Linked DNA regions of Mus musculus: all the other regions are linked to region 1. A link is a loop called in an ENCODE intact Hi-C map of the cell type or tissue named here. Cell type or tissue: left cerebral cortex. All regions are shown on one strand. Each heading gives the region's core, and the rest is flanking DNA. Links, peaks and the distances in the headings are about the cores only.

Evidence for each region. A loop is a pair of places that touch in the nucleus more often than their neighbours do. Peaks named below come from ENCODE experiments on the same cell type or tissue, not always from the same donor. Only the 100,000 strongest peaks of a DNase experiment are listed, where the experiment ranks them.
Region 2: it touches region 1 in a loop (2.4-fold over the local background); 3 of 42 quality-filtered maps call a loop at or near these places.
Region 3: it touches region 1 in a loop (2.6-fold over the local background); 2 of 42 quality-filtered maps call a loop at or near these places.
Region 4: a loop joins it to region 1, with 4 times the contacts of the local background. A loop is called at or near these places in 3 of 42 quality-filtered maps.

What each region holds. Positions count from the first base shown.
Region 1 is chr9:94,964,977-94,972,790 of GRCm38, reverse strand. All of the region lies in intron 9 of Slc9a9 (solute carrier family 9 (sodium/hydrogen exchanger), member 9), which reads right to left. Among named protein-coding and RNA genes, the nearest start is that of Mir7656, 220 kb to the right of the region's middle. In left cerebral cortex, for the core only: no CTCF peak of the experiment used is centred there; DNase peaks (open chromatin) are centred at 1,816 and 3,477; H3K27ac peaks cover 562 bases.
Region 2 is chr9:95,064,511-95,072,324 of GRCm38, reverse strand. The region is part of intron 12 of Slc9a9 (solute carrier family 9 (sodium/hydrogen exchanger), member 9); the gene reads right to left. Among named protein-coding and RNA genes, the nearest start is that of Gm32018, 240 kb to the left of the region's middle. In left cerebral cortex, for the core only: no CTCF peak of the experiment used is centred there; no DNase peak of the experiment used is centred there.
Region 3 is chr9:95,082,351-95,090,164 of GRCm38, reverse strand. All of the region lies in intron 12 of Slc9a9 (solute carrier family 9 (sodium/hydrogen exchanger), member 9), which reads right to left. Among named protein-coding and RNA genes, the nearest start is that of Gm32018, 220 kb to the left of the region's middle. In left cerebral cortex, for the core only: no CTCF peak of the experiment used is centred there; a DNase peak (open chromatin) is centred at 3,840.
Region 4 is chr9:94,738,120-94,745,933 of GRCm38, reverse strand. The region is part of intron 4 of Slc9a9 (solute carrier family 9 (sodium/hydrogen exchanger), member 9); the gene reads right to left. Among named protein-coding and RNA genes, the nearest start is that of Mir7656, 9.8 kb to the left of the region's middle. In left cerebral cortex, for the core only: no CTCF peak of the experiment used is centred there; DNase peaks (open chromatin) are centred at 2,464 and 4,443; H3K27ac peaks cover 821 bases.

The DNA of each region.
Region 1 (7,814 bases), core at 1,532-6,531:
TCTCCACCTACTCCCACAGAATATAAAATTCCCAGCAGTTTTCTTTTTTTCTTAAGTTTTTATAGAAACCCCAAAGGAGAAGTTTCTTAATGACTCTCATGTCCCCCCATCAGCAGGTATTAAAAATTCTGCCTCCGAGGCTGTACTTCAGACCCAATAAATCAGAATCTTTAAAGTGGCATCAATCATATGGGTTTTCAAAAAAAATTCTCTGGGTGTTTCCATGGTGTAACCTGGATTGAGGACTGCTGCCCAAAGCCCACCAGTATGTAGCTACTCCTTACCAACACACAGAGATTTTTACTTTGCTTGACTGGCTCAAAACCCTTTCCACTTGCCAGCCGGAAGGACCCCAGTCAACCCTTCTATGTAGAGTCCAGCATCTTCTAGTTTCTCCACTCTGTCATTCATTAGAATTACTTAAGTAGACCTTATGCTGCATTTGTGCCATAGTCTAGACTAAATAAATCATAAGTCCAGGTCATGAGATCCAGGTACCCAGGATTTGTGAACAACATTTTCCCATGTGTACTGCCTTAGCTGTTTCCAAGAGAGGTGAGATATCCCTTGTCATCCTAAAGGCATTGCCCGCCTCTGTGAGCTGATGGTGCCCTCCCACCCACAGAACTGCAGCGAGTCCCAGCTTGTCCAGATGTCACCCCAAGCTTCCACCCACACTCAGCATGGTTTGTCACTTGTAATCCCAGAACTGTCTTATTCCTTGGGGCACCTGTTATTTCTGTTAATGGCATCTTAAGCCATATTTTCCTGCCTCTTTGACTTTGCCATGTATGGTTCTTTCTAATAATTTTCTTTTTCTCAAAAAAAAGAAAAAAACAGTAGTGTGTGTGTGTGTGTGTGTGTGTGTGTATTATTTTTTTCAGAAGTAATCCCTTTCTCTTCTTTGGACACTTGCTCCAATTCTTTCTACTTTTATTTTCTTCTTATTCTAGGATCCTGAAGAGGATTAGTCCCCAGTAAACTTACATTTCTGATGAAACTATTCTGCCTCTACTCCCATCCTACCCCCCCTCCTGAAGCATCAGTCAATATTGTCACTGTACAGGTATGCCAGCAGGTAAGAGAGTGGGTGGTCAAGTTCATCCCACAAAAGGATGCTGGCCCTTAGGCTATGTTGGATTTGCCTCTCAAGGCTCTTTCTTTAGATATTAACTTATAAATATTTGAACTTCAATTATGAATAAAATTCAAATTCCTGGTTTGGGTGTTCTAGAACTCAGGCAAATCAGCAAGCAGGTCCAAACACATTTTATAGGCTATGAACGTTCTAGAGACTTTAAGTGGTGTTTCCTGCCTTTAGTGTAGAGAAACTCCTTAAAGCATGTCATATATGAATTCTACAAACAGCACAGTCATTCCAGGACACACCTAGTAGCAATTTTAAGGGAAAGAAATGTTCCCTTAAAATCAGATTACTTTTCTCTGGATATGTTCAAACTTTCCATTCTTTGAATACTTAGATGAATCAAAATTCTCATATAGACCTCAACCTTGTGCTCTAAGAGCAAGACAAAAAGCCCAGCAATAAATCAACACAGAAGGAAAGAATGATGGTGTTTCCCTAAGATGGTGCCATAAATTATTAATTTATGCCAGAAACGAGTACAGACAGTGTCATAAAAATGGATCACTCTGAAATCAGCCTACAGACCACCATTTGAGAAGACCTGCATTAGGACATAGAAAGTTAAGACATAGTTTCTCTTCCCACCCTAGAAAAGACCCTATATATAGAACTTCCTTTTAGCTATCTAGAAACTGGCAGAGTCAGATCTCAGAAGATGGACCTTCTGCCACTTCCCATTCAAAGTGCTGGCCATGAAGCCCTCCCTGCCTGCCTGTTCCTAGTGGTCTGAAGATCTGCTCTCAAGTGTCCAAGCCCCTCAGAATCATAGGCAGGGCAAGAAAGACAAGTCAAGAGCTGAGCAAAATGTCATCTTTATGGAAATCCAAAGTAACCCTATCCAGACAGATGTCTCTGTGACCCTGTTTTGATCAGTCTCTGTGGAAGTGTAAAGTTCTGCGACCACAGGGTCTCACAGTGACAACAGGATCAAAACTTCTTTTTCTTTAGTTTCCACCAGGCACCTGTTTCCTGCTACTTTGATTTTGAATGTTCACTTTGACTTGGGCAAGGCACAATATGAATGGGGAAGAAAAGTCTCACTTCATAGTTCTTAACATCTTGGGACAACAACAACAACAACAACAACAACAACAACAACAACAACAACAACAAACCCCACAGCCACAGTGAAAGCTCGTTACCTGGTGCTCTGTCCTGAGCAGACCCACTATCTTGTCTTTTCTTCTCCCTTGAGACAAGTTGGGATTCCAATCCCCTCCAGCCCCAACCTTGGTGTCAAACAGCACAGGTGTTCAAATGACCTTCCTAAAACCAAATTCCCTTTCAGGCATTATATCCAGGGCTCCAGATCATATTTTCTCTGATAGGATTGTTTTTGGACTTTAGAGTCACGTGTCTAGAAGCAATTCAGTCTCTTCCCTGAAGGAATGAGACAGAGGCTTCCTGTTAATTACATTCTCTAGGTCCTTCAAGGCCATCAAGGAAATGGCAGCTTGAAATTTGGCCATATTCTCCATAAACACACACTTGGGCATATGCACTCAGCCTTGATGTTTTCTGTGCTGCACCAATAAAATTTAATTAAAATGTGTAGAAAAATTACAGTCATTTCCATTTATCATCCTCAAATGCTATTATGATACTAAAGCCCTTCATACCTGTACCTATAAGTAGGATGATAAAAATATAATGAGCCATTAAAGGGGGTTATGCCACTACCATCCTTAGAAATTTTAAGGTAATAATGGGTAACCATCTGTCTTGAATGTCATCAAATAGGGACCAGGACAGTTGATGGATTAAACTCTATTCAGATACATTTTTTCTCATTTTTGCATGGAATCAGATATAATCAAACAAGAGTATGGGTTATAAATATTTATGGGTTGCTATTTAAGCATTGATGATGGTATGTTTTGTTGTCTAAAGGTGAAAGGAGAGATGAATGAATGGTGAGGGGTATGTGTGTGTGTGTGTGTGTGTGTGTGTGTGTAAGTTAAAAGTTTATTTTAATAGCCTACATAGCTCTCAGCCTCTTTGGTTTTCAATCTTAAAAATCCCAACTACAATGGTAGGTTATGTATTATCAACAAACACAGATGGGAGTTAATAGACCAGGGAGATCATTTGAGTAGTTACACTCCGACTATAGCTTTCCACAGGAGAAAAAAATATTTCCATGAAAAAATTCAGGGGGGAGCATGGCTCCTAGTTTGTGTCTTCATTGCCTTTATCCTCCTTGTCCTCTGGGATCCAGTGCTTGGAATGCAGAGGGAAGAACTCACTGGGGTTCCAAATGGCCATCTGTGGCCCCTGTTGTTATGTCGACTGTGGAGTAAGGCTTCTGGACTAGGGGTTCACAGACATTCTGGGCACTGAAAGTACAGTACAGTGTGTTCTTGCTTTGATGTGGGAGCCTCACTGTCATTAGCATTTGAAAGGGTCCACTTATTAGTCAAACTACTAAATGTCCTTTGTACAATATAATGAGTTTCATTGAAAGGAATCACCAGCTCACTACAGAGAAATTTAAACACTTTGCCATCATTTATAAATTCAGCCCTCCTAGGATAATATTTTAAAGGTGCCCTGAATGAAGAGAAGAAGAAAAGCGGTAGGGATCCTGACAAAAGAAATGTAATTAGAGTCAAAAATAAAGGCAAGTCTATGCTTTCTGTAGATATCTTTGATCTTCTCAGAAGTCAGGGAAGCGCGGGCATTGTTGCTCCCCCCCTCGCTCTCCCTCAACTGTCTCAGAACAGGTAACTGGCATGAAACCTGACTGCTTTTGTTAGTGTATTGAAGGGGGAAAAATGCACAAAACCATAATCCTAGACCACTGTAATGCAAATCAATAAGGCAGAGCCAAACTGCAGGAGACACAGTAAGTAAAAGAACTGATCTTGAGCCTTCTCTCCATGCCTCTGGATTACCCTAGATGTTAGCTTTATGCATCCAGCTCATTAAATTTAAATTAATGCATGCTATCAGAGTTAAAGAAATCATTAATTAGCACATATTGTTTCTCCTTTCTAATTTTTATCTTAGAATGTTCATGGTCATAATCCCGTTATTCATTAATTTACTTATTAATTCAGTAAGGTTTTATTGAGTGCCTAAGCCCAAGGCAAAAGCCAAATGATGAATTTCCATAAGCCTTTCTTACAAACCAACCATCCTAAGAGATGTGGAGTCCAGAGTCTCAAAAGGCCGAAGTAAATTTAAATAGTATTTGGATGAGTGGCTTATTTCAACGAAGTGCTGTATTAAGATCAATAACCACATTGCTCATAACTACCCTTCAAACTTCCCTCAATAATGTCATCAATCTGATTATTATCTTCCATGGGTCTAAAGGTCTTAAGCAATCATCAACCTAACTGGATAGTGTTGTTCAGAAGAGTCCAGTGAGAACTACAAGGTCCCTCTGGGCTCATCTCCTCATTTTGTTTCTTTCTCACATGTCTCTTCCCTGTTCTCCTGTCTATACCAGCAGCCTCTCCCTACTTCGCTGAAGCCTTATGACTCCCACATACCATGTTGACTCCTTTGTCTTAGTGACTTATGTGTTATGTGTTTACTTACTTAATTCCCTTTGCTTCTATGCCATGTATATCTCTATGTAATGTGATTACCATTAGAACCAAACTTCAGCCCCCTCCCCCCAAGTTCTAAATTAGCTTCTCAGGATCATCTTGTTGTGAGTAAGCCATTCAGTCCTCTCACTCCTAGGACATGTTAGGCCTCCTTCCATGTTAACACTTGCCCCATGGGATGATGCTAATATAGGATAGATCGATCATATATGGACGTAACATATATTAGAAACTCCTTAGGGGAATCACTGTCTTATATGCCTTTGTTTCCCAGGTTGTCTGTCATGTAACCACTGTCATGCTTAGTACATGCTCAGAACATGCTTAAAATGAAAACACTGAAAAGTCTTTTGATCAAGTCCTGAGATCCTGGATGCTGGCAGTGTGTGGTTTATGCTATCTATCGTCTGCTGCAGATGCCAACAGGCTTTGGGAAAGCCATTGCAACCACTCACTTTGGTTCAAGCTCAGCATTTTTTCCACAAAGAACCATTTAATTCTCAGGATGAAGTTTTCCTTCCCAGTGGGAACTAATGATGTTAATTTTGATTACCTCAATCATGAAGTCAATTTGGCAACGTCAACCCTTTATCTCATCTCCATGCATTATCATTTTTAAGCAAGCTATCCCTCTCCAACTGTAGTTTAAAAGAAGGAACTGTATGTGTGTGTGTGTGTGTGTGTGTGTGTGTGTGTGTGTAACTTATGATCAGTGGTCCACTGGATAGTATGTTAGGAACGTGTTTGACGACACATTCAGTTTAGTGATTCATTTTAAAGTGAGAAAATGGAAGGTCACATGGATCGAGTGTCCAGGGTCCTGCTATCAGCAGCAGACTCCACTTTGTGGCCTCTCGGTCAAACATCCTTTTGTCATATCATCTTGCTTCTCTCATATTCCAAGTCCTTTATTTGAATTTTCTTGCAAAGTCATGCATAGCACATTCAATTTGGCTCCCATTGTCTCTTTTTATTGGAAATTTAAATTTGGATTTGCATTGCTGCTTTCCCATTCAATGGCAATAAACACTAAAAATATCATGGGGGGGAGTGGAAATAAAATAAGCATCTGGAAAGAATGCTATAATGAAGGTGCCATTGTTTGCCTATGAATGCTTGACAAGGAATCTGCCTTTTGAAAGCGTGTACAACTAACCCAACCATATCATGGTCAAGAAGGGAACATGCCCTTAAAGTGATAGATTTTCAAAAATTATAGAGGAAATTTAAGAAAAATTAATGTCTAAATCAGTTTAAAGTGTGAAAAAGCTAGCCAAGTGTGATAGTTTAACAAGAGTGGCCCCCCTATATGGTCATATATTTGACTGCTTGGTCTCCAAGGACTGGGGTTGATTGAAAGGTTTAGAAAGATTAGTAGGCATGGTCTTTTTAAGTAGATGTGGCCTTGTTGGAGGAAGCATGCCACTCATGGTGGGCACTGAGGTTTCAAAAGCTCATGCCAGGCCCAGTGTCTCTCGTTCTCTGCCTACAGACCACAAAGTAGCTCTCAGCTACTGCTCCAGCACCCACCTGCTTGTCACTATGCTTCCTGCAATGATAACAAAACCTCGGAAACTGTGCACGAACCCCTGATGAAACACTTCCTCCTACAAGAGTTGCCTTGGTTATGGCATCTCTTCACAGCAATGAAACAGTGACTAAGATACCAAGCATATACCCACTTCTCTATGACAATCATGGAAGCCTTGTTGAACAAGTGATAGTAACTGATACCCTCCTACCTACTAATGACAAGCATTTAATAAGAGGTCAAATCATTGGATCCACGGCATCAGACAGTCTGAGGCTGAAGTTCACATCTGAGAAGACATGGCAAACCTTCTGATTGGTCATCTCTTTTTCACATCACTCTCCAACACACACAGGGACTACTAGTCCCTAAAGCTAGCTACCCAATCCATTTTGCTGGTCTCCATTGAAATGGAATTCCTTTGAAAGGCTTGTTTATACACCATGATGCTTACTTTTCTTTCCTCTTCTTGTCTTAGACCTGTTTTGATTGTTTTTGACTCTACCACTCTGCCAGCCTGTGGTAACACAAGTTTCGACTTTCCTTGATATTTCATCGCCATTGGAAGAACTCACTACATTCCTTAATGAGCTCATGCCGCCCTTTGCTTTCTAGGAGAGGACACTGTCCCAGCTTTACTTCTTCCAACTGACCATGACAACTAACTTGAGACCATTAACTTTTAAAGTGAGAGAATTTGCTTTAGCTCATAACTTTGGAGGTATAGCTCAGGACTGATTGGCTCTGTTGCATTAGGCTTGAGGGAGAGCAACATATTACAGAGTTGTATAATGGACTAAAACCATTCACCCTGTGGTCAGGAAGCAAAGAAAAATGAGGAGGAGACGGGGTTTCATAGTTCTCTTCAAGGGCATATCCCAAGTGACCTAAGACTTGCCACGATCTCTCAATGTCAGCTACAGGCTATTGACTTTCAACATTGCATGCTTGGCCTAGAGGGTTTTCCTGGATGGTAAGGACTATACTATGTCCAGCTAGTGACACTACAACTCCATTTCACTGTGTAATGCACACCCCAAGGTAGAGAGTCAGCAAAGGTTCCTGATTGTCCTACAGCTGATTAATCTCACAGCCTTCCCTGGCTAATGAATGGCACCTCTGCTATTGAGTCAGGTACACCTACAGGCCTGTGGGAAGTTGCCCTCCTGCTTCTCTACCTCATTCAGATGCTCTGTGACTTGGTCCTTGTTACTGCCTCTCTTACTCTCTTTGATTCCCTTTCTTCTAGCCATGTTTGTCCTTTTGCCCTTCTTATCAGCTGTTCTCAATCTCTAAAGCCATCTACTCCAAATTTTAAGATAGTTCCCATTTTCATCCCCTTAAAGTTTCTGTCTTGCCAAGGACTTTTCTGGCTAACCTATTGAAAAATTACAAACTCCAATCCTATCTCCATTTCTTGTTCTTCTACTGGCTTCATGACTACTGTATTCATAATCTAGTGCCATTTATCCTGACTACTATAAAGCTTGTCTACGAAAGGACCCTTTTAGTCTATTATATTACATGTATCTTGAGTGGTGTCTGGTTAAAAAGGCTTTTTAAAATGGTAGTTAATGAA
Region 2 (7,814 bases), core at 1,817-6,816, 99 kb before region 1:
CCTTTGTAAAGGGTCCTCCCCTGCTTTCTTTCTCCATTTCCTGTCATCACAGAGGTAAAGAAGTTCTTTCACTAAAAGCTCCCACTACAGCGGGTGGTGTCCTGTCCAGTCACATTGAGGCCAAGTAGCTAAGGACTGACAAATCCTCTGAAACCAGGAACAGAATAAATCTTTCCTCCCTTTGATTTGCCTGTGCCAGGCATTGGGTCGCAGCAATGAGAAAAAGGGGAAAGAGCCTGATGCAGCTGATGGTCCAGGCTCAGTGCTGGAGCCTGGAGCGTTCGAAACAAAGGAACCAAGGAAAACAACTTGAGGGGTTGAGAGAAAGTCTCAGTCCATAAAATGCTTGCTCTGCAAACAGGAAGACCCAGGGACGGTGGCACCCTTCTGTATTCTCAGCCTCCGTGTGAGGTGGGGGTCAAAGACAGCGGGATCCTTGGGTTTTGCTGGCCACTCAGTATAACCAATCAGTGAATTCCAGGCTGATGAGAGATACAGTCTCAAAAAGTAAAACAAAACAGCAACGTACGCATATGTACATATACGAGCAAACACACACACACACACACACACACATACACAGAGAGAGAGAGAAAGAGAGGGAGAGAGAGAGAGAACAATTTTTGCATGTTTTCTTTTCCCTGAAACTCCCAATCCCTAACCTACTTGTGCAGACCTGTGAGGGGCTGCTTCCGATGGGGACTTACTTATTTACAGAGAGTTCTTTTAAAACGTTCTTTGCTCATCATCACAGAAGTAGCCTCAGTCCAGGCACAGCGAGTCCCCTTCACCAGATTGGCTGTGTAAGGAAACAAGCGTTTTCTTTTTCCCTTCCCGATCCTTTCTGCGGCATCCCTCTCTTTATCTTGGCTTTGCTAAGTTTGTGGGTGGGGTGGGGTGGGGGGATGTTGGGATACTGAATCTCAGTGGTTGAGAGAGGATGTGACTAGCACATAAACAAAAGCATGGGTCTTCTCTGCAGCAGGGCCACTCTGCCCTCTGGAATTAGATGGAAGGCAGAATCTAAGGGCACTGATGCAGGGAACAAGGCAGATTTGGTGGGAGACTTGTGAAATCATTTATCGATGCCTTCTGCTCCAGTGAATTGGAACGATCATCGGTTTAAAGAGTAAGCTGAGAAAAAGGAGACGGGGGCTTGAGAAGAGCGAAGGAGAAATTATTAAGCGGTATGAGAGAAAACGGGCTTGGGAACTTCAGGATGATTGATGCTCAAAGGGTTCAAGCGCCTACACTGTATGCCAGGGACTGCGCTTGGAGCTGGGAGGCAGAAGGAAGCGATCCAGAGTCACCTTCACCCCCAGGAGTCCCACAGTCTACAGTGGAGACCTGCCATTCAGATTCACAAACAGAGTATGAATTACTTTCTGGGACTGTGATCTATCAGGAAGGGACATATGAGGATGGTGGTGGGAATGCCAAGCCAGAGGAATCTGTTCTAGCTGAGCAAGAGAAGGCTGGTGAGAGAAAGATTCTCAGAATAAATGACTAATGTAGTATAGGACATGAAGAGGAAATAGGGACCCTCCAGGTAGCGAAAGTGGGAAGATTGGATGTCTTGGTAAAGAGGAAAAAGCCTATGGGATTATGTGGCATGTTGGTGAAGGCATCAATATACTGTATTGTATATCAATACACTGAAATGTAGGGTATATGTATATTTGTACACGCACAGGCACATGTTTGACAGAGGAGTTTGTACAACTAAGTGATTCTCAGAAAGACAACTGCTGAATGCCATGACCAGCACATCTGGCTCTCTTATTTCCGTGGGATGTTCCTCACATACTTGAAGCTACATCCTTGTCTCCTGTAGCCTGGACTGCAGACATACTCGCAGGAAGCCTGCCTGCGTTCTTTGTTTTTATAACATATGTTGAAAGCAGTAGGACATACCACACAGCCCAGTGAGATACTGATAAGGAGATGTAAACACGAGCCAGAGTTTATTTCACCTTGGTGTCTGGTGGGGTTATACACTCTGAGGATTTGGCTCAGTCAGCTATTAAAAACAAATTTCTGAGATATGTTTGGATCAAGGATTCAAAACAGAAACATTAAGTAATTAAGTAGAACAAAGCAATGGAAAAGTGGAAACTGTACCATCGATTCATAAGATGCATTTAGTCCCATGGTCTTATGTTTTTGTTTGGATATTTTCATTTTGTTACCAACCAAAAATTTCTTTCTGAAATGTATTGCCTCAAAATCTACCTTATAAAAGAAAACAAACAAACAAACAACAACAACAACAAACCCCTCCTGACCTACCAACCAACTATGAAGAACAAAACTTAGTGTGATGGTTCAATGAAAATGTCCCCACCCACAGACTCATAGTGAGTGGCACTACTAGGAGGTATGGCCTTGTTGGAGGAAGTATGTCACTGGGGTCTGGGCTTTGAGGTTTCAGAAGCTCAAACTAGACCCAACATTACTCTCTCCTCCTGATGCCTGCCAGATCTGGATTTAGAACTCTCTCCAGCACCATGTATACTTCCATGCTGCCATGTTCCCTGTCATGACAATAATGGATCAAATCTCTGAAGTGCTAGCCAGCCCCAATTAAATGTTTTCCTTTATAAGAGTTAACATGGTCATGGTCATGGTGTCTCTTCACAGCAATAGAAACCCTGACTAAGACACCTAGGCAGTAAATTGTGCTTAGCAAATGCCCCAAGTGACTTCTGTCTGAAATAGCATTAAATTAGCAGCTATTATGGTGACTAGGAGCTTCTGAGTCAGTGCTTCTCAAGACCCCGAGAAGCCAGTGCCACTGAATCACCCAGTGCTTAAGTATTTGGGAAAAGAAACCACGGGCCTACGGCCATCTCATCTCAGAGACAGATATCCTTGTCTGTCTTCACAACAGAAGACACTAGGAAGCTGTCCACAGTCTCACTCTCTGCCTCAGTTTATAGAACTCGTGCTGTCACAGGGCAGGAAGTGAAGACAAAAGCTTGGGGTGTAGGGGTGTCAGCTCCACAAAGTCACAGGCTTTTGTCTCCGAGTCTATGCTTTATATGTTGTCTGACACAGTACAGCTCACTGAGTGCTTTAGTTACTTTCTTCATTGCTGTCACAGAATAGCTAACCCAAGAAACTTAAGGAAGGATGCTTTTAATTTAGCCTATGAGGTCCGTCATGGTGGGGAAGGCATGGTGGTGGCAGGAGTGTGAGGCAGATGTTCCCATTGCGCCTTGAGTCTCAGAGCCAGGGCAGGTAAGTTCTACTACTTGGCTCTTCCTTTCCATTCATCCAGGATTCTAGCCCATGAAATGGTCCTGCCCATGCTTTGGCCAGTTCTTCCCCTCTCGATTAACCTAATTACATAATTCCTCACCGATATGCTATCCTAATTATTTTTCTAGTGCTATACTAAAGCACCAAAAGCAACTTGGGAGGAAAGAGTTTATCTAACAACCCTCAGGTCACTGAGAGAAGTCAGGGTAGGGACTCAAGGCAGAAGTCAGAAAGCCGAAATTGAAGCAGAAGCCAGGGATGGGTGCTGCTCACTGGATTGCTCCTTATGGCTTGCTTGGCCTGCTTTCTGATAGAATCCAGGACCACCACCAGCACATGGCACCACCCACAGTGGGCTGGCCCCCCTCCAAAGCAATCATTAGTTAAGATTATGCCCAACAGGCTTGCCTATTGGCCAATATGATAGCTGAGAGTCTCACTTCCCTAATGACTCTGGTTTGTGTCAAGTTAACATTGTTAGTCAAACAAATCATCACACATGCCCAATGGCTTGTCTCTTAAGTAAGTCTAGATCCAGTAAGGAGGCAGTCGATCTTAACTACCACAGTGTGAATGGAGATGGCAGAGGGCTGGGGTGGGAATTGGCATTTGTGATGCAACACTGCACCCTTAGGAGATAAATGTCCCGTGAGTAAGATGGGGACTAGACTGGAGATGCCAGGAAAGGATTGCAATGACTAGTCACAGGTCCTGGGAATGAAGCAGGAAGGACAGAAGATGCCACAGGTCTGGGTTATAAGTGCAGCATGTTCCACTTGCTAGCTGTAGCTTCAGTGAAGGGTGACGAAATCTATGCACCTGTCCCGTAGAAGACACCAAGTCTGGAAGAGTCTGGAACTCATCAGACTCAAGTGTTAACAAAGGCAACATGATCAGCACAGAGCCCATCAAGATATTCTACTGCAAGAGGAAAACCGATTCCTCCTGCAGACAGCTGAGAAATGAGCTTCTGGGATCAGGATGGAACTCTAAAATACTGTTACTCATCTTCAAGAACATGACCTAATCCTGGACCAGTTTAAATAGGTTGTGGACTCTAGAGAGGTGGCCCCATGCCCAAGAGGATTTGCTCTTTTCTGAAATGACCTGGGTTTGGCTCTCAGTACTCACATGCTGCCTCACAACCATCTGTGATTCCACATCTAGGGGGCCCTGCATCCTCTCTGGTGTCCTCATGTGATGCACAGATATACATATAGGCAAACACACTCATACACATAAAAAAAAATCTGTGAATGTTAAAAAGAATTTCTTGTTAAGAGAAGCATTTAAAGCAATTAATTTTTAGAAAAATAGACTAAAATTTTAACCACAATTACCTTCATGTGAAATGAACCAGGCAAATGTTATTTTTAAATAATATTCTATTTCTAATTTTAGGCGATAAACATTATTTTAGTGTGCACAAAATTTAAACACTTGATCAAATGCTTGGAGTTGGCTAATAAAACATAGAATTAAGTTTACTGTTCTGAGCAATAATCTTCAACTCTCTGAGAATCCTATTAAAGTGGCAAAAGGACTGTATAAAAAAGCAGGCTCCTGATGAGGGAGAATTAAAAGAAGAGAGAGAAGAGTGGGATTGCTTCAATAGCTAGGTCAGAATAAACTGTAGCCCATAAGGACATAAAGTCAGAAGGCAGAGCAGCCTGAGAGGACAGTAGAAACCATGAGCAGTCTGTGGCAGCCTTCCCAATGGGTCCACCAAGCCCTCCCTTAGCACTGCCCTGTGTGTTTAGTAGAGAACATGGTTTGTCTGCCGTGGCCTTGTGCTAGCAGACTACATCTGAGAGAGGAGGGAGGAAAGGGCTTGAGGAGACGGTGGAGACCCTGATGTTCAGACTGAGTCCTACAGAAAATAAATGTAGCCAGGGCTGCTGAGAGAGGAGAGATGGCCAGGGACACTTGGGATCACCATCTACAAACATGGGAGCAGCTACATTAATGCTAGTTGTAATCTACACTGCAATAATCCTAGCACCGAACAGAGTTTAGGAAGAGGAGGAGGAGGAGGAGGAGGAGGAGGAGGAGGAGGAGGAGGAGGAGGAATTAGTCTTCAGTACATTCCTCTGGCATTTTTCCAAGCCAGACAGTTGCCCTGAGTACAATGAAATCGTCATTAAGTCATATTTTGCCTCTAATAGACAGTTCTCTGTCCATGGCAATTTCCTCCTTGTGAAGCTAAGTGTAAACCTGAGTACTATTTTTAATAACTCCAGTTAGAATCCTGTATTTTGACTATGGGATTGATCTTTAGGGCTAGATGGAAAATGGACATTTTAATATAATCCCTTGGGTTTTCACTCTGTAATTTTTTTCGTAAGCAGCTCCATTTAGAATTAAAATGTGCATTACCAGGTAAAAGGTTGTAACTGGTTAAAAAACAAGGCTTTATTTTTCTGGTGAGAAGTTGGAGATCCTGGAGAATTTAATGGTGTTGATGAAGATGCTGCAATCTACCCAGGCTAGAATCTATTCACTGCTTACTGAACCAAACAAAAGGAATAGGAGGGGGAGCCCCCACTGCCTGGGCACGTTCCCCATTGCTTGTGCACTTCATAATCCCACATTTTCAGAACTGCAGATGAGCATGGGGCATTAACATAAAAGGGAGATGGGACCACTTTGTTTGATTTCTGTGTGAGCAAAATGGATGAAGCAAATATGATGCAGGGGAGATGTTTATCATAAAAAGACACACCTCCCAAGCAGCAGCCAGATGCATGTCTCAATACGTGGCACCTTATAAGATCATAACAAATATTTAAAAAGGACTTTAGCCACAGAAAATATAATTTGATGTATACCTTTTGTATTCTGACTCACTTAGGAAACCAAAGATAACAATATTGGGAATTTCATTGAATTGTAGTTAAGATACCCAGTGCATACACAAAGAACTTTAGTCCTTAAAATATCAAATATGCATTTTTCTTGTGCCTAGAAAGCATATATTTGTTCCTGGTCACAAAGAAAAGCATCATATATTTAAAGAGAAAGTCATGGTGGAGGTGGTAGAGGTGTCACTCAGTGCTAGAGCACTTGCCTAGCATGCCCAAGGTCCTGGGTTCGATCCCCATCCCTGAGGCAAAGCAATTAAGTTTGTCAAGCATGCTGCTACACAGCTTTCTCCTCAGCATTGATAAGAAAGATGAAGTTCAAAGCCAGCCTAGAGTATAGAAAACTGTCTCAAAACCAGACAAAAGAACCAGGCTGGGACAATGACCAAAAGGAACAATAACAACAACAACAATAACAACAACCAATGAAACAAACAAAAAACCAAAAAGCCCTCAGAAAATTTAAAAGGTTATTGGAAAGATAATCATTTAGCAAGAAAGGAACTGTCTAGGAATTATGTATCAATGGCTGGGAAGATGGCATAACATGACGTAACATGTAACATGACATAAATGTTTGCTATGCAGGGAGGAGGACCTGAGCTTAGTCCCTGGGAGCAGTGTTAAAAAGCTGGGGAGTATGATACATCTTTGAAACCCCAGAGTTGGAGAGAAGGAGACAGGCAGATCCCAGGGCCTCACTGGCCAGCCAGGTTAACCTAGCAGGTGAACTCCAGCAGTGCTGAAAGGCTCTATCAAAATAAAAATGGTAGAAGATGCCTAAGGGACAATTCCAGTCTACACACTAACACACATGTACACACATACAAAAATTAGATATCAAGAGCAAATTAAACTGAATCATCCAAAATATGAGAGTTTAACTGAACATGTATTACCAGTGGGATGTTAAACTGGAGAGGTCAAGAGTGTTGGGAAGAGGATAATTATGTGGTACCCAATTATTGCCCCACAGATTGAAAGTAAACTATAAAATAAAAGAATGTACCCTTGTAACACGTGTTACCATTGTCCTATAGGAATAAACTCAGCATTGTGACAATAAGCATCCTGATGGAGCATTCAGGGCAAGGCCCTACAACGCACAGTCAAAGCAATGCACACTATTAAGCACAAAATATCAACAATGGGTATCCTTGGGAAAAAAAAAAGGACTCAACCTGATTTCAAAGTTTGACCTAATTTCTCATTTATAAGAAATTCAATATAGGAAAGAGTATATTAATTGACACCACGAGGAAACAAGTCCAGAATGTGGACAAGCATATAAAACAGCTGACCTGGTTTCTTCTATAAAAATCAATATCATGGAGAAAAAAAGAGTCAGGCTCAAATACAATATATTACCTTGAGTCAATCCTGAATTTAAAAATACCTATAAAACAGTTTTGTAATAACAGGAGCATTTGAACATGTACTGATAATGTTGTTGTAATGCTTTTTACACTTGTATTTTGGATACTTAATAGAATGGTTTTATCCTTTAAGATGCATGCTTCAGCATTAGATAAGGATATGATGTCCGTCCCAATATTCAAACAGATCAGCAAAACAAGAAGAATACATTTAATGTGTCTTGAGGTGGGGGCTGTCAGTCAGGGGTAGAGTGCTTGCCTAAAATGTGCAAAACAGTACGACAAAAAGATGGTTTACATAGAGATATAGTAACTG
Region 3 (7,814 bases), core at 1,675-6,674, 120 kb before region 1:
TTCATTTTCATTTCTGTGGCCGATCCCTTAGGACTACATGTGTAAATTGCCAGTTTATGGTAATTTAATTTGTGGGATGCTTTGGACAGAGACGACATTTTCTTCATTTGTGTGGCTTTGGGCACTATATTTTCTTTTCATCACCTCATTGGGATCTTCCTATTTGTCAGTAAGAGCGGAAGGTAATGCTGTACTTGCAAAGTACCTACTGTGTGCCAGATAATATTGTAGGCAATTCACATTTATGACTGCATCAATTTTTTTATAACTACCTCATCGAACACTTAGCTTTAGTGGCTTGCTGAGGGTTCCACAGAAGTTAAGGACCAGAGAGAGAACTCACCCCAGGCGGTGTTTCTCTGAACTCCATGCCTGGTACCCATAAGCTTCTCTAATGTTTCTAAAAACTTCTGTCTATCTAAACTATTTGCTATGGAAATGTATAGTATGTCCCATTTAGCTCTTAACTGGCCTCTCTCTCCCTTTTCAACCCCTTTCACGCACCACTAAGGATGAATTATCAGTCCTATGCATCTGTCCATCCAGGTAACAAGTACATTTTTAGGGATGTATTGGGCTGTTATATAAAAGACAAGGATGACAAAGAGTTCCCTTGCCTCCCAAGAATTTGATATTTAGTTGGGGAAGCAAATCATTCAATAGACAATGTATACATCCAACAGACAAGGGCGCAGACACACCCCATGTGCGCAAGGCTCCAGAAGAAACAAACTACGAACAGAAAAGGGTTGGGTCTATGGTGCTGGATTCACTCCAGTTGCTCTGGGAGTCTTTTTAGTTCCTAAACAGATGCCAGCTCATCCAGCTGGGCTGGAGGAATGCTATGGCAACAAGACACCAAGGACTCCAGTCATTGTGCTCTCCAATTTCCTGAAACGGGGCGCAGAGAAAGCTGGGAACAGGACAAAGCATGTCCCGAGCTTGTTTTCAGCAAGTTTAATTGGTTTCTTTGTTCAAACGGACCTGTCCAGAATTCCTCTAATAGACTGACCGGGTACATCCTGTGTGCTTCTCAGGATGTGGCATGGACTGGACAGAAAGGAAGCTGGCACTAGGGTTGCACCCAGCCAGAGACTGGCTGCATAGCCTTGAGGAAGTTATTTATTTACTTTGAAAGATTCGGGCTACTGATTTATGACATGGACAAAGTACTACTTTTCTTGAAGGGGTGTAGGGAGGATTAGCAATGAGTTTTGGGATGTTCTTGGTGTTAACAGGCATCCAGTCAATCAAAGGTAAACTTAGGTATTGTTACATAGCTGAGCATGAAGATGGAAATTCAGTGACAGAGTGCCCTCAATAATGGGTCCATTATTGTTGGAGCATCTTCTCCCCTCCTGCTTCTACTTTACCCCGGAAATGCCCAGAAAGGGTGAGGAGTCCATAGAATTGCAACCTTTGATGCCCTGTTGCTGTCTCCAGCACTTAGGAATCATGTGATCACTTTAACTTTTGTTGGGCTTTCTATTGTTCCCCCTCAGTGGGGTGATAGGTCTTATAATTCTGACTTCACATTGTGGTAAGAAGCATGGGGATGCATATTTGGGGGGGGGTCATATTTGACTGGTTCTACCTGCCAGATGCTGTACAGAGCAACTGTTCGGTATTCATTTAAACATCACAGCCACTCTGGTAGCTTGCAGGGGTAGGTGGGGAAAGCATTTTTAAGTCCAAGGAACAAGGCTCAGAGATGTTGAGTCAGTTGTTCAAGGTTACATACCAAGTGAAAATCCAGTAGTTGGCCCTGGCCCTGTGTTCTGCCTGCTACACTTCATGGCCTCCTGAAATGTTTTATAGCTATAACCAGTTTAGAGATTAAAAAAAACCATGCTGATCCTACAGAGTACATTAAGAATGCAGGCTCTCGGTTTCTCACTATCTAAATGGCATTACGAATATGGAAACGGAAAGACTAGAAAGAAAGACCACCCTGGTACAACAGGTATAAACATGCATCTTCATGAAAATTATTTTCCTTATGCACATGCATGAATGTGTACCCATGCAAGCACATCCTATTTCTACCTAGCAGGGTGTCTGAAGCAGCAATAACCACACTCAAACACAGGTCTTGGCTTGCTAAGGGCAATTCTTCGTGCAAATAAAATAAGTGTCCTTGGAAAAGCAGTGAATTACAGGGTCACAGCAAGGAAAGTACAAGATGAACCTTAAAAGGCTTACTGTTCAAATTAATTTTTTAAAAAAACATGCTCTAAGATGAGAACTCTAGTGACAGAGAGGCAGGAGGAATAGGCTTCTGGTGGCCAGACCAAAGACACTTTGAACATCAAAATAACAACTGTAGTATTCGCCAACCCATCGGATAAACCCACAGGGTTTATGGTGACATAAATAAACAAATACCTTCAAAGGACCTTTCCCCCAAACACTAATTATATGGGGTAAATGGCTGACATTATGGTGGAGAATTCTGTGTGACACTACCTTACTAAGTGACCAAGGCAAAGACACCAGTAATGGGATATCTCCTGATGGCACACATGCCAACTCAGAGTGACCTTGAGAATGTCCCTGCTAATGATGATACAAAACTTGCATCTAATCATGAGGAAATACTGAACACATCCCATTGCAGACTCCTGCAAATTCCTGGCCTGTAGTTTAAAAAAATATATCAAGGCTCTGAAAGGTAATGAAAGATGAAGGAACAATTCCAGATACAAAGTGACCAAGGAATCATGACCAGCATGAGGGTCATAACTGTCACTGTAGATCTAAATGGCATTATTAGTGAACTGGGAGAACCCGAGTGACTTGGGTGGTTGTGTAGTAATTGACCAAACACAGTCCTCATTCAGTAGATTCGTACCACCTTGACATCCTAGAAAGTGATGATAATCAGTTGAATGAGTTTCAGTGACTAGAAAGGAAAAAGGTTGTGTATTGATTGTATTTGTTGTCCTTCAAAGATTTGATGGAAAAAAAGTTATCTGCTCCAACAGTAAATTTTGCCAGGTTATTTGTGTCTTATTTCTCTGGTCTGTAAAACAGGGTTAATCACAGCCGCATAGAGGCTTTGTGGACTCCAGTGAGCTGATAACATACAGTGCTTAATGTCAAGAGCTCTACAGTGAGTTCTGAGAACTGCTTTCTAGTTTGCTTTCTGAGAATGCTCAATGGATGTATTTCTCCTCACAGCATATGCCTAGCAAGACTATCTGTCTCCTCACTGCATGGCTTGTCCTAGTATTCAGGTAGATGTCTGGGGGGTTTATAGATGGAGGGAATGTGAAATAACAGATATGTTTATAATCTTCAGATGGCGTTTACTGTTAGTATACATTTGAGACCCAATGAGGCCTGGCTTCATTTTAGATTTTTCTTTTTGACTACACTTATTCATTCTATCGGGTGAAAATATTTAGTTTATGATAATCCGAACTGAGGAAAAAGTGATTATCTCATTGACAAGATGTCTCTTAAGCTGTTTTAAAATATGCAAGTCTAGCCTGTGACAAAGGATTAAAGGGTATCTGCCACCAAGTGTGACTAATTCAATTAAAAGTGGAACAGTTTAAAGGGCACATAAAGCAATGTTCTGTTTGGAAAAGGAATCTAGATCCACTTTGATCTTGATTCTTTGAGTTTATGCCTTTTCTGCCCTGGTATACTTGATATCAGCTGTAACGATGCAACATTAAGAGCTGTGTGTGCTTGGGGGATGTGCTTTGGGGCTAATTTACACGGCATCTTTGGTTGAGTACTTTTTTAGTTTGTCTTTACTGATCAAATTGTCTCAAGAACTCCGTGTACTTTTCCAGTTAGGTTCAGCTGACACGAGAGCAGATGGTCTCTTGACAAGGCTCCTTTGCATCACCCTTCAACAGTCCCTTACAGTGTTACTTCAGAACATTTTATAGGCTTCACAGTGGCCATTTCTAACCCAACAAAATAGGCTACCCTGCCCATCGGACAGGGCAAAATACTCCAGCTGCTGCCAAACTCTGACTTTGTTCCAAGGGTACATTCCACTTGAATATGCCCTGTTCCAAACAAAGAGCCACGGTGGCTTTTTTTTCCTTATCCTCTCAAAAGACAGAATTTTTGATGCACCTTCAAGATTCCATTTATATCAGTGACATAATGGTGTCAGCTCTTTGAAGGAAGAGAGAAGAGCAGACAGCAACTGGTATTATATCGTTAAGTGCCCAAGAATCAATTACATCCTTGCTGAGACAAGAGGCAATTTTCCCATTTAAACTTCACAGATGTACAGACTGGCAAATTATTGTTGGGTTGTTGCTTCTTTTATTATAATTAACAATTAAAAAAAACATGTTATAATGTAATTATCTGTTTACTAGCGCTTACTGGCTCAGGTTGTAGCAAAGACTTTATCTTCAAGAAAGTATTTTAATCAGCCCCTTTATATTCACTTACTAGTGTGGAACCATGTTGGCCCGTCATGATTAAGCCGATGGAAATTTCCAGGCTGATCCAGTTGTAGAAGGAGCCTCTTAAAGAAATGTATTAGTTTCCTGTCTTAAAATAAGCCCCGAGCTCAGCGATTCTTCATATTCTTGCTCTTTCTCTCCTGTTTGCCCTGTTCATTTCTGAGTAAATGCTTTGATCGTAATGTGCTAGGTATCATGTTACCATGTTGCAGGCTCTGTTATAAGTGCTGTGTAGTTGATGAACAGTGTGTGATGACCACAGGTTAATACATATAACCCTTACAAGGACTTTCTGAGATAGTTTCTATTATGGTATCCATGTTTTCTACTATAAACCTCCCTGCCTCCCTCTCCACAAGTAATAGCACCATGAGCCTAAATGATTGGGCCATGGTCATGAAACAAAGGTAGCTGGTACATAGTACAGCTGTGAGGATATTGTAGTGCTGTGACATCTTTCCTGCTAGCTAAAAGATCAGTCAAAATTTCATTTGAAATAGCAACTCATGAAAAACATTGCAAAGCAACATCCTTAGATCCTGACTGACAATCAGCACAACAAATTACTCCATGCCAGGCTAAAGTGGGACATGGGTTAAATGCCAAGAGCACATCTGTTGGGAGTGACTACAAAGCTTTATGTATTGGTAACACTGAAGTCACCCTATCAGCTCATGTGGTCTCACATGAGCTTCTAAATAGAAGAAATGGTGTTACTGTATTTGCTGTGTAATTAAAACAATTAAGATAAACAAAAAGATGATAATTGATGACAGATGGATGGATGGATGGGTAGACAGATGACTGAGAGCTAGGCAGAAGATTGAATTACTCTAAGATATGTAAAAATGATTCTATAAATCTTGCTATGCAGTAGACATTTTTTAATAGGGAAGTACATGATTCTTAATAATTATAAAGTAACATGTTTATTACCTGCACCCTATCTTTGAATAAAATTGGATGGAAAGCAACTTGAAAGGCATTGAGCAAGAATAGCATTATGTGTCCAAAAAGGGGGAAACAGTGGGATGAGGGAGACTGATGGAAATGGTGGTCTCAGAATACCTGAAACAGGACTTAAGGCATTCATCCAGCTCAGCTCCCTGCTTCAAAGGGTAGGAAGCCTTTGAATGCATGGGACATATGCTCTGGGTCCTGATATTTCATCTTTTATACTTGTTCCTCATCAGCTTGGGAAACATAGCATATACATTTTTCTTGGGTGTGTATCTTGGAGGCTCTCTTGCTATGGTCTCTCAGCCTTAAGGGAACATTCAAAACAAACTCACCTTTGCATTCGTGACTTAGCGAGTTAAATGGTATAGGTAGTGGAATTTGGCAGACTGTCTCCCTGGGGAGTCTACAGTGACTGTCTTACAGTAGGAAGAGAGGAGGAAGAAGTAGGGCAGACAGAAGGTAAAGCCCAGTGAGCCTATCTGCAGAGTGGAAGGAGGAGTCCACTCCTGCTACCTTCCCACCACCATGTAGATAGTTCATCTTTACGAGAGTCTGTAGAGTGCTTGTTGCCTGCCAGCCCTGTTTTGGAAGCAGTAAAAAGGAGAGATCTCCATCAGCCTGGAAACCATCAGCTCATTGGGAGCTGAGATGTGTCTGCCTTACTGCATAGCATAAAGGAGTAGGGGGAGACTTGGAAGGTCGTTGGCTCTTTTGCAAAGCAGAAGCTGTATCCTCAAATGCATTGATTCTTTTGGAAGTTAATGGCAGAGCTAGATGCACAAAGCACATATAACCTGGCGCTACATTTTGGGTTGAGCCCCAGGAGCTTGGTAGCTATTAAAATAAAGACACACTTGGAAGAGGGGACGTTTTCAGACACTAGTTCCTCCCAACACACACATCTTGGGGACTCATAACTTACATGATTGGTACTGACTGAGTTGGGCTCATTCACACACACACACCTCTTCTCCACAGATACACATATGGTAGCATGATCAGCACAGGGCATGGACTCCTGTTGAATCAAAGATGCACACAGACTGGTAGAAAAGGCAGAGCTTTGAAGCCTTTTTCCATGTAAGGCCATGTGAAGGAAGCAGGACAATGACATCAGAAGTGGGGAGGGGCCTGTCAGGCCTCTTCAGGCATCACTCTGCACCAAGCTCGACTCTAAGAGTCAAGGTGGCTAGCAGAGCCACACTGTCTGCTGGGGAAGCACCGTCTTCACTTGCAGCAGGTGGACCATGGGCTTGAATGAGCCCTGTAGGTGGCTGACACATCAGAGCCACCCCTTTGCTGAATAGATGGTCATGTGACCAGCCGGGGCCAGACAAGCCTAAGCACAAGTCTGCTGGGTGGGAGCTTCCAGGAACTTTTGTTTCAGGGATTGAAAAATGGGCAGCATGACCAGGTACTCCTCTGTCTCCTCCCTCTCCCCATCTTCTTCCCTCCCTTCCTGGCTTGCTTCCTTCCATCCTGCCCTCCATCTTTCCTTCTGAATGTACATGTGGCAGTCCTCTTAGGACCGGGATAAGCAGCCCAAGAGTATGAGAAGGAGTTCAAGTTAATACCTTTATCACTCATCTTTCTGTATCAGTTCTGGGCTGCTTTCTCCAGAGTTCATAATGCAGAAGACAAATAGGACCCATTTGCTAGGCTATATATTTGGGTATTTCCTGGCTTTGTATCAAATAGTAGCCCTGAGATCCCAGGCTTCCACCATTGGTACCTTCAGCCCTTTCATATCTCATATGCTCCCCATGTCTAGAGCAGTTTTCTCAAGGACACAGGTCACAACTCTGGGAGAGCCTTCCTGGAAGACACAGTCTCATACTGTGCCTTGGACCCAGGGTTTGCTGTGCTGAGACAACATGCAGAATGTGGGTAGTTTCTGGATTTGCCCAGATTCATGCCATGGCCTCCTAGCCTCCACCTTTGCCTCTCTCCTGATCACAGTACAGTCATCCCTGCGGAACACCAGCTAGATCGCAGACCTCGTCTTCATAGAGTTGTCCAGTACCTCCAGCACAGAAAGACTTGTCTCCAGTTAAAGGCCCAGTCCTAATGTCTTACCAGGCCCTGTGTAGCCCCACCCTCTTTCTTTCTCCACTAACACAGCCACTCTCCTCCTCACCAAGGCTCCAGCAACACTGGCTGGACCTTCCTGAGACACTGTTGCCCATAACCTTTGTATAAGCAGTTTCTTCAGCTAGCATGCCCTTCCTTCTCCGCTTTCCAGTCTATTTCAAGAGACCTTACCATTGAGGCTTCCCTCAGTCCATCCTAATACAGAGCACATCCCAAATCCTACAGTCTTATCCCTGTGCCCAGCCCCATCCCACCCCACCCACTCTGCTTTATCTCTTCTTCACTTATCTAGTATATAATTTGCATATTTGTCTTGCGATGTGCTTA
Region 4 (7,814 bases), core at 1,450-6,449, 230 kb after region 1:
TGTGGGAGAATTGAGCTTCCTTAATGCTGGAATATGTGAGGGCCTTGAGGCCAATCTGTCACAGATATATATATATATCATAAGGGATAATGTATTTTCAAGTGCACTTACTGGTCCTTGATAACTTTGCCCATCAGAACCCAGAACACTTGAGGACAGCACAGTTTATTCGACAGATAATCCACTTTTGTACATACATACAGACTGAAAATGTTTACAGGAATAGTTATGTGAATCCATGTAATGAAATACTTTTTCAGTCAATGTCCGCATATGAGATCTGTGTCCCTAAATCTGAATGGTTCTTCTCATTTGAACAATGAAAATTTTATAACCCATTTCTTTTTTTTTTTTTTTTTTTTACTCATCTGAGGAGACACTCGATTAAGTTAAATGTCTGACTGAAGTAACAAATTAACCCCAGTAATTCTCATCCTTAGAATTAATTTTTTAATGGCTCTGATCCTGTTTTTGTCTTGTTACTACTCCAAGCTGCCTCAAGTCTTTTTAGAACAGGCCAAAAGTCATGAACCAACAAATGTAGAAACTGAAAGTGCTTTCTGTAGTAGCTTAGGAGAGCTGTAGGAAGAACCAAAATATTCATATCCAAGCACAAGAGAAGATGGAGAATTAAGGTTTATATTTTGAAAGTCATTTATTAATGTTTGTATTTGTAGTGCATTGGTGTCTTGCATGTGCATATTATCTCTGTGTGAGGGTGTCAGGTCTTGGAATTACAGACAGGTGTGAGCTGCCATGTGAGTGCTGGGATTTGAACCCCAGTCCTCAGGAAGAGCAGTCTTAAGTCTTAACCAGCCCCTTAAGCCTTATTTTTAAATGTTATTTTTTCTTTATTATTAATTTTCTTTTATTCTCTTTACAGATTTTTATCCTGATAATTTCATACTTATATAATTATTATTTATATTATACATATTTATTATAGAATATAAAAATGTTACATAACTTATATAATGAAATATGATTGAATCTACTCCCCACCTCCCCCTGCAAATCCATGTTCTTCACAGCCCCTCCCAACTTCATGCCTTTTTTTCTTGTTAGATAAGCGCTAGTCCAGCTAGTCCACTGGAGCATGGGAAATCTCCACAATGAATGATTCTCCCTTCCCCTAGCAACTACCAAGTGTCAAAGCTCCTCGGGAAGGGATGGGGTCTGGTGATCGATTTCTACCCAATCTGTGCTGTAGTTTGGACCGTCTTGATCTTGTGCAGGTCACTCCTGTGTCTGTAAGTTCACGAGCACCATAGCCAAGTCCAGTCTAGAAGAAGGTCCACTTCGCTGTACTCCTTCCCATTCTCCTGCCCTGACATTGGTTGCCCCTCCCCTTCAGAGGTGTTCCCTGAGCCTTGGTGGGGAGATGGGGGTGGGGTGGGGTGGGGATTGACACTGATGTTCCTTTTATGCTCAGCACTATGACTAGTTGTTTGACCTCTCTGTTGACTGCAGTCCACTGCCAAAGGAACAGGTTTCAGGCTTCTTTGATTGACCCAGGGATTCTAAGTGGTAAACAGTGCTGGAGGCGGGGCCAAGCAGTTCAGAAATGCGAGCAGGAAGAAAATCAGAGTAAGGTCAGTAAAAAGTTAGAGCTTGCATCACTCTCCAATAATATAGGATCTGTGACACCTAAGTGACACAAAATCATGAGACAGAGGCAAATGCCTTTGAGTTCTAGGTAAGTAGAACAAACGAGTGACTCAGTAAAAACCAAAAGGGAGCCAGGCCTTCTGGGAAACGAGGGATAATGGTTCCCACCAAACACATACGGAAATTTTATAATGTTTACTTCAGGGCAAACACGATACAGCTAAGGGTCACAGTCTTGGTTAATGTGTGTTTTCTGAGATCCATTTTTAACATACAGGACAGTCCTCCCTCCCACTAAAGTTTCTCATGTACAGACATTTCTCACTCTAGAATTCCCTGCATGCTGTAAGCCAGTGGACATCTTTCAGACAACTACAATGCTCCCTCTTTCAGAACTCCAAACATATCTCTTTCCACCCGAAGCTAACTTATTTCATATCTTGTCTTGACATTTTCAAACTTCACATTCTATGTTTCCTTCGTCTGCATACAAGTCTGCTGTGATTTTCTGGTTTAAGGATGGTATGACTGAAGGTGATCCTCTCCATCATAGCATTTTGCATTCAAAGGGGGACCTTCGAGGGCTTGGCAGGAAACATGAAGATGAGAGGAGGAGGAGGAGGAAGAGGAAGAGGAGGAGGAGGAAGAGGAGGAGGAGGAAGAGGAAGAGGAGGAAGAGGAAGAGGAGGAAGAGGAGGAGAAGAAGGAGGAGGAGGAAATGATCAAAGGCAAGGCAGTCACTAGGCAGAGGTAACAGCAGGAAAAGTATGCAAACAGGAAGGCAGAGCCAGTCCTCTCTGGCCACCAACTGCAGGGATTTTCAAGCCTTCTCCCTTTCATCCTCTTCCATCAGCCTGGACCTTTCCCAGACTGCCCAATTTAAGAAACTCTGCATTTTGTGTCTTGCCCTTAACTAAAAGTAGAATCCTGTCTTAATGACTACCATTTATAATGCCCAGTTCTACATAATGAGGTCATTGCCAACTCACGGTCAACAGCCCTCACCCACAGTGCTGCAGTGTATACAATTAGCCTCCTTAAATGAAAAATTCATCTAAGTATCAAGTTATGATTTATTTAAGGCAATCCTGGTTTATATATCTATTAAATAGTGTTCTGTTGAAAAATAGAAAGGACTTTTGGATTTGTTTGTTTGGATTTTTGAGATAGGATTTCACTATAACGTTGAAGCGGGCTTTGAACACCCAATCTTCCAGTCTCTTGGATTACAGGCATGTCAGCCATCCCTGGCTAGAAGCTACTTTTGAAAGATCATGCTGTGATGTTCTCAATGAATCTGGTGTCGGTTCTCAGAGTATTGTCTTGCATTTGTTTGCTTCTTCTGAGTAGAGAACCTTTGCCACGTCGAAGACCCAATGGTCCTAGAAAAAGTCCTTGCTGGCGAGTTACCGTTGCAGTTTTGAGGAGATTAAAATAGTATCCCAGAAAATATTACAACTTGAATATTAAATGTCTGGTATGGGGTTATGTGTTTGAACACCTGGTCCCCAGTTAGTGGCACTGTTTGGGAAGGTTGTAGAACATTTAGGAAGTGGAACCTTACTGCAGGAAGTAGAAATAGGGGGTAGATCTTGAGCCTTTATAGCCCAGTCCTAATTCATGTTCCCAGTCTTATGCTGTTGACCTAAACATGTAGGTTCAGAGTCAGGGGAAGGGCAAGGAGTTGTCCCTTTGTCATGAAATCTAACAAACATTCCATTTATTTGGAATCTAACATTTCCCTGATCACTTCAGACTCCCAATGCCCTCAAGTCAACAGACATGAAAGATACAAGATTGAAGGGGTCTTTGGGTCTTCTTACATTGTACCAAGGATATAGAGAGCTACTAAGGTCAAGAAATATGTGACAGGGTCAAAGTACCTGCAAAGATGCTACCATAAGAAACTGAGGCCACTTGAGAAACTGGAAGATCTCACTATAACGTTGAAGCAGGCCTTGAACACCCAATCTTCCAGCCCAGAGCCAGCAGGATGTCCATAGACAAAAACTGCACTCAGAGTGAACCTATCCTATGAGAGAGGTTATGCGTGCTACAGAGCAGAGCTGGTAGCAAAGCTACCTAAGCTATTTGGACTGAGATGATTCCACCATGAGTCCCAAATGCCAGGCATGGAGGTACAGGGTCTTTTTCCTCCATTCTGGGTGCCATCTTTCTTCAGATCACTCATTCTTTATTATGCTCCATTTCTCCTTTTTTCAAATATGAGTGTATACGCTGCACCCTTGTATGTCAGAAGCATATACTTTAAAAATGTTTATTTATAGAGAGTCACAATTAGGAGATTGCCTCAAGTTTCTAAAAAGACTTTAGACTTTGGATTTTTTTTTTTTAATATTGTTGAGACTATTAAAGACCAGAAGGAACTTGCAAAGTTGGGTGGGATATGTTTTGCATCAAGACTTGGCCATGGGCCTGTGAGCGGCAGAAGTAATTTAAATGTACATAGCCCCACATAGGCGCAGATATTTCAACCCTTGGTCCATACTTAGTGGTGATGTTTGGAAGGTTGTAGAACCTTTAGAAGGTGGAACCTTGCTGAGGTGTGTGTGGGGTTGGGGACAGGCTGTGAGACTTTACATGCCAGCTCCACCTCTTGTTCAGTAGATGCTGGCATAAAGTGAACAGCCTGCCCCATGTCTTCCCTGATCACTACCCTGCCTTCCCCACCGCAATAGACTATATATCCCTGGAATTGGGAGCCAAAAGAGCCTTCTCTCCATGAAGTTAGTTTTGAGGGTGTATTTTGGTTCCAGCAACAGAAACGTTACTAACACAGGCAGACTTGTAGCTGCTTGGAGACAAGATTGTTGGCTGAGAACCTGAGCCGAGGTGGGGTGGTGGGATGATAACAGAATTACTAGCAGACAATTTCAGACCTCCAACCTACAGCAGAGTCAGAGCCAAGCAAATCCAGACCTTAAGATGAAATCTGTGCCATTTAATAATTATCTCAACTATCTCAAACTAATATTTATTAGTTACATGGCGGGCATCCCGTTCTCAGCTTTACAAGTATTCACTCTTTTTTATCTTACCAACATTGTGGGTTCTCTTATTTCCCAGCTGAAGACACCACGATAAAGTTAAATAAGCTGCCAATTTTGTGTAAGGAAAAGGAAGGATTGGAGAAATCTTTCTGGTCATAATCGCTGTCTATAACTATTTGGCAACACTATAACTTTCCACATCAAACATGTCATGCCAGTCAGTAGATGACAGATTATCTGAGGACTGCCAATGTCGTCCCCAGAGAGTTCCCCACACCAGAGGTCAGACTTGTCAAATCAAAATGGGCATATGGCCCAACCACCCACTCAACTCTCCTCCTGGATACTAAGCACTAGGATTGAAATGACATTTTTATGATTGGTCTTTTTTTCTGCTGAGAAACAGTACAATCTCTTTAACAGTTGCTTTCCTTTTTACTGGACACACACACACACACACAGAGAGAGAGAGAGAGAGAGAGAGAGAGCCCATGAGCAGACACAAAGAGATGCACAGAGATACAAAGTGAGCAATTGCTGTCTAGCACCTACATCCAGGACTTTCTTGAGACCCAGTCTCCTTTTCTGGCAGCAGATTTGATGAAAGCTAAGCTATCCAAGCTGCTCCATATTCCTTACTGTCAGTCAGGTCACCATCCTGACTCAAACCCCACAAAGGGTCTGTGTGGTCCCTCCTTGTCCCTGTTTAATGCACCTTATGCATTTCTGTCTTCTTTCTGGTAAGGTATCATCCTTCCTTAAGTCTGGGCAGGATTCAGTGTTAGAGAGCTCTAAGAGCATCGGGAAGAAGCACATGTCTGTTTTCTATTGGAAAGACTGGCAACAAAACTACCCAGCCAAAGTCACTGCAGGTCAGATCCCCGAGTGCAGAGCTCACACACTGCATTGTGAGCGTTGGGGAACACTGCAGACGGGCTGAGAAAATAGACAGACTCAGAGCCTTAATCTCACCATGTGCTTCCTGAATTTCCCCAAACAGCCTTCTTTAGACAACATGTCCAGACGAGCTACATGCTGCCAACATGGAAAAGACAGGAAACCCTGGCTTTATAGAGACAGTTAAAATAGTAACTACTACTGTCATACCTAATAGCACAAACACTGTTTGTCTTCATAGAATACTTTCATTGAATTTGAGTTGCTTCAATTTAATTGAAAGCAAATGACACGAAATCCTTAATAAACAGCAGAATCGGATAGAAGCACAATTTTTATATTTCAAAACAAAACTTGGCAATATCTTCTATTAATTGTAAGGTGATCATCAAAGCGACTTCGCCATATGAACCCTACTTCTGTGATTATCTCCCCCAGGTTGGCCTGAGCTTCCTGGAGTGATTCAAGAGTGTGTTTATGAAGGTCCTGCGACCTTCCCTCTTTTACAAATAAAAAATGCTTAGGTCTAAAGGAAGCTACACAGCTCAGGAGCAGGTTGGCACTGAAGTGTGAGTCAGTGGTTTCTGGTAAAGGCAATTAGCATTTTACCTGAGAAGGCTGAGTTTTCAGGGTCCTGACTGTAGGCTGTGGAGTTCTGATACCAGAACTCAAGTAAGGGAACAGACAGAAGCTACCGGCAGAATCAGAAGCCCAGATGGAAGCAGTTGGTCCTGGATCTATCCTTTCCCACAAACAAAAGAGAATTACTTAGTAGGTCTCAGGCTTTTTTTTTTTTTTTTTTACATATTTGACCAAGATGTCCTTAAATGCCTGATATAAGATATTACCACTGGGTTTTGGGTGGCAACAGACCTAACCAGTGTGACAATGTGGAAATTCACAAGGTACAACTCACAGTGGCATTCAGAGATGCACATTGGCCACCAAAGCAAGAAGTATTTAGTGCACACGTCTTAGAGTGCGCATCTTTCTCTTTTTTTCCATTGATGTTTACTTGCTAGACTCTGAACAAAGAGATTTTTAAGTTGCAAGAATCCAGACATCTGATTTAAAATATCTTCATAAACAAATCAGTCCCAACAGTTGATGTGTGGTTTGGTCACTGTGGCTTCGCAGAGACAAACACAACCCCTTCCATCTCTCTTTGATAATAAAATATCAGCACGGGATGTACCCTCCCACTTCTTCATATCAATTCAGCCTTCTGTGATAGGTGTTACTAAAAAATCCTTTGAAGTGCTTGTTTGGACATGCAGGATTTTCTTTAATACACCAACTGATAAATAATTCCTCTCTGCAATCTTTCAAACTGGAAAAAAATAGTCTTGAAAATTGAAGGGAAGAAAAAAATGCATTTCACATGTCTTCATGTGCGCCATAAACCATAGACTATGGCTCAGGAGCGCCACCTAGTGGAAATCTAGAGGTAAGGAGTATTGAAAACCCAGAATACAGAAAACATGGAATGAGGCATCAAGTCAGAGGAATTATCTCTTTTCCATATAAAGTGTGTGATAAGACAACAGGTACATTTATCTCCAAAATTATTATCTATTGTCTTCTCTGCTAAGATATACTAAGATCTCTGATCCTTCAGTGCTCCCTTTTGAAACATTGTCCCAGGACAGTTGTGATCTTTCCTCTTCAGCTTTAAGCCCGTGTGGAAAATTGTTAGGTGGACAGTCACTTCCCTCTGGTGGCCACCTCAGTGATATAGAAAGGCTGAGCATTCCTTTTCTGGATTTTCCATACTCTTTTTCATTATTTCCTAGTGTTTTCTTTCAGGACCCCGAGTCCATTCCAGTTAAAACAAGGAGCCATAAGGCCAGCTTTATGGGACTCCAACCCCATGGATGTATGAGACTGTCAGCAGGCTGCCTAGAAAAGATGCAGGCATTTGGAGTCCTACTGAATTCTTATTGTATTGATGCTGCTCAGCCCTGACTACCACCTCGCAGTTAGTAAAGACTTGGTTACTAAACTAAATTAAATAGATTCAGCTGTTAGCTGTTCTTCACAACAGGAAGAAGCAGCAGTCGTCATTTGCTCTTGACATTTGGTGAAGACGACTGATCATCTTGATAAACAGAAATTACTGGTCATTGATATAAATCACGATTGTAACCCATTACCTCCAAGTCAACCTGGGCTCTGGTAGCCAGATTCAATAAGACTTTAGTTGAGTTTTTACTCTGGACATATAATGAGAAGATTTTATTAATGGCTCCACTTCTCTCTCGCATTGCTGTGTAACTTCACAGTGTCCTCTCAATTTGG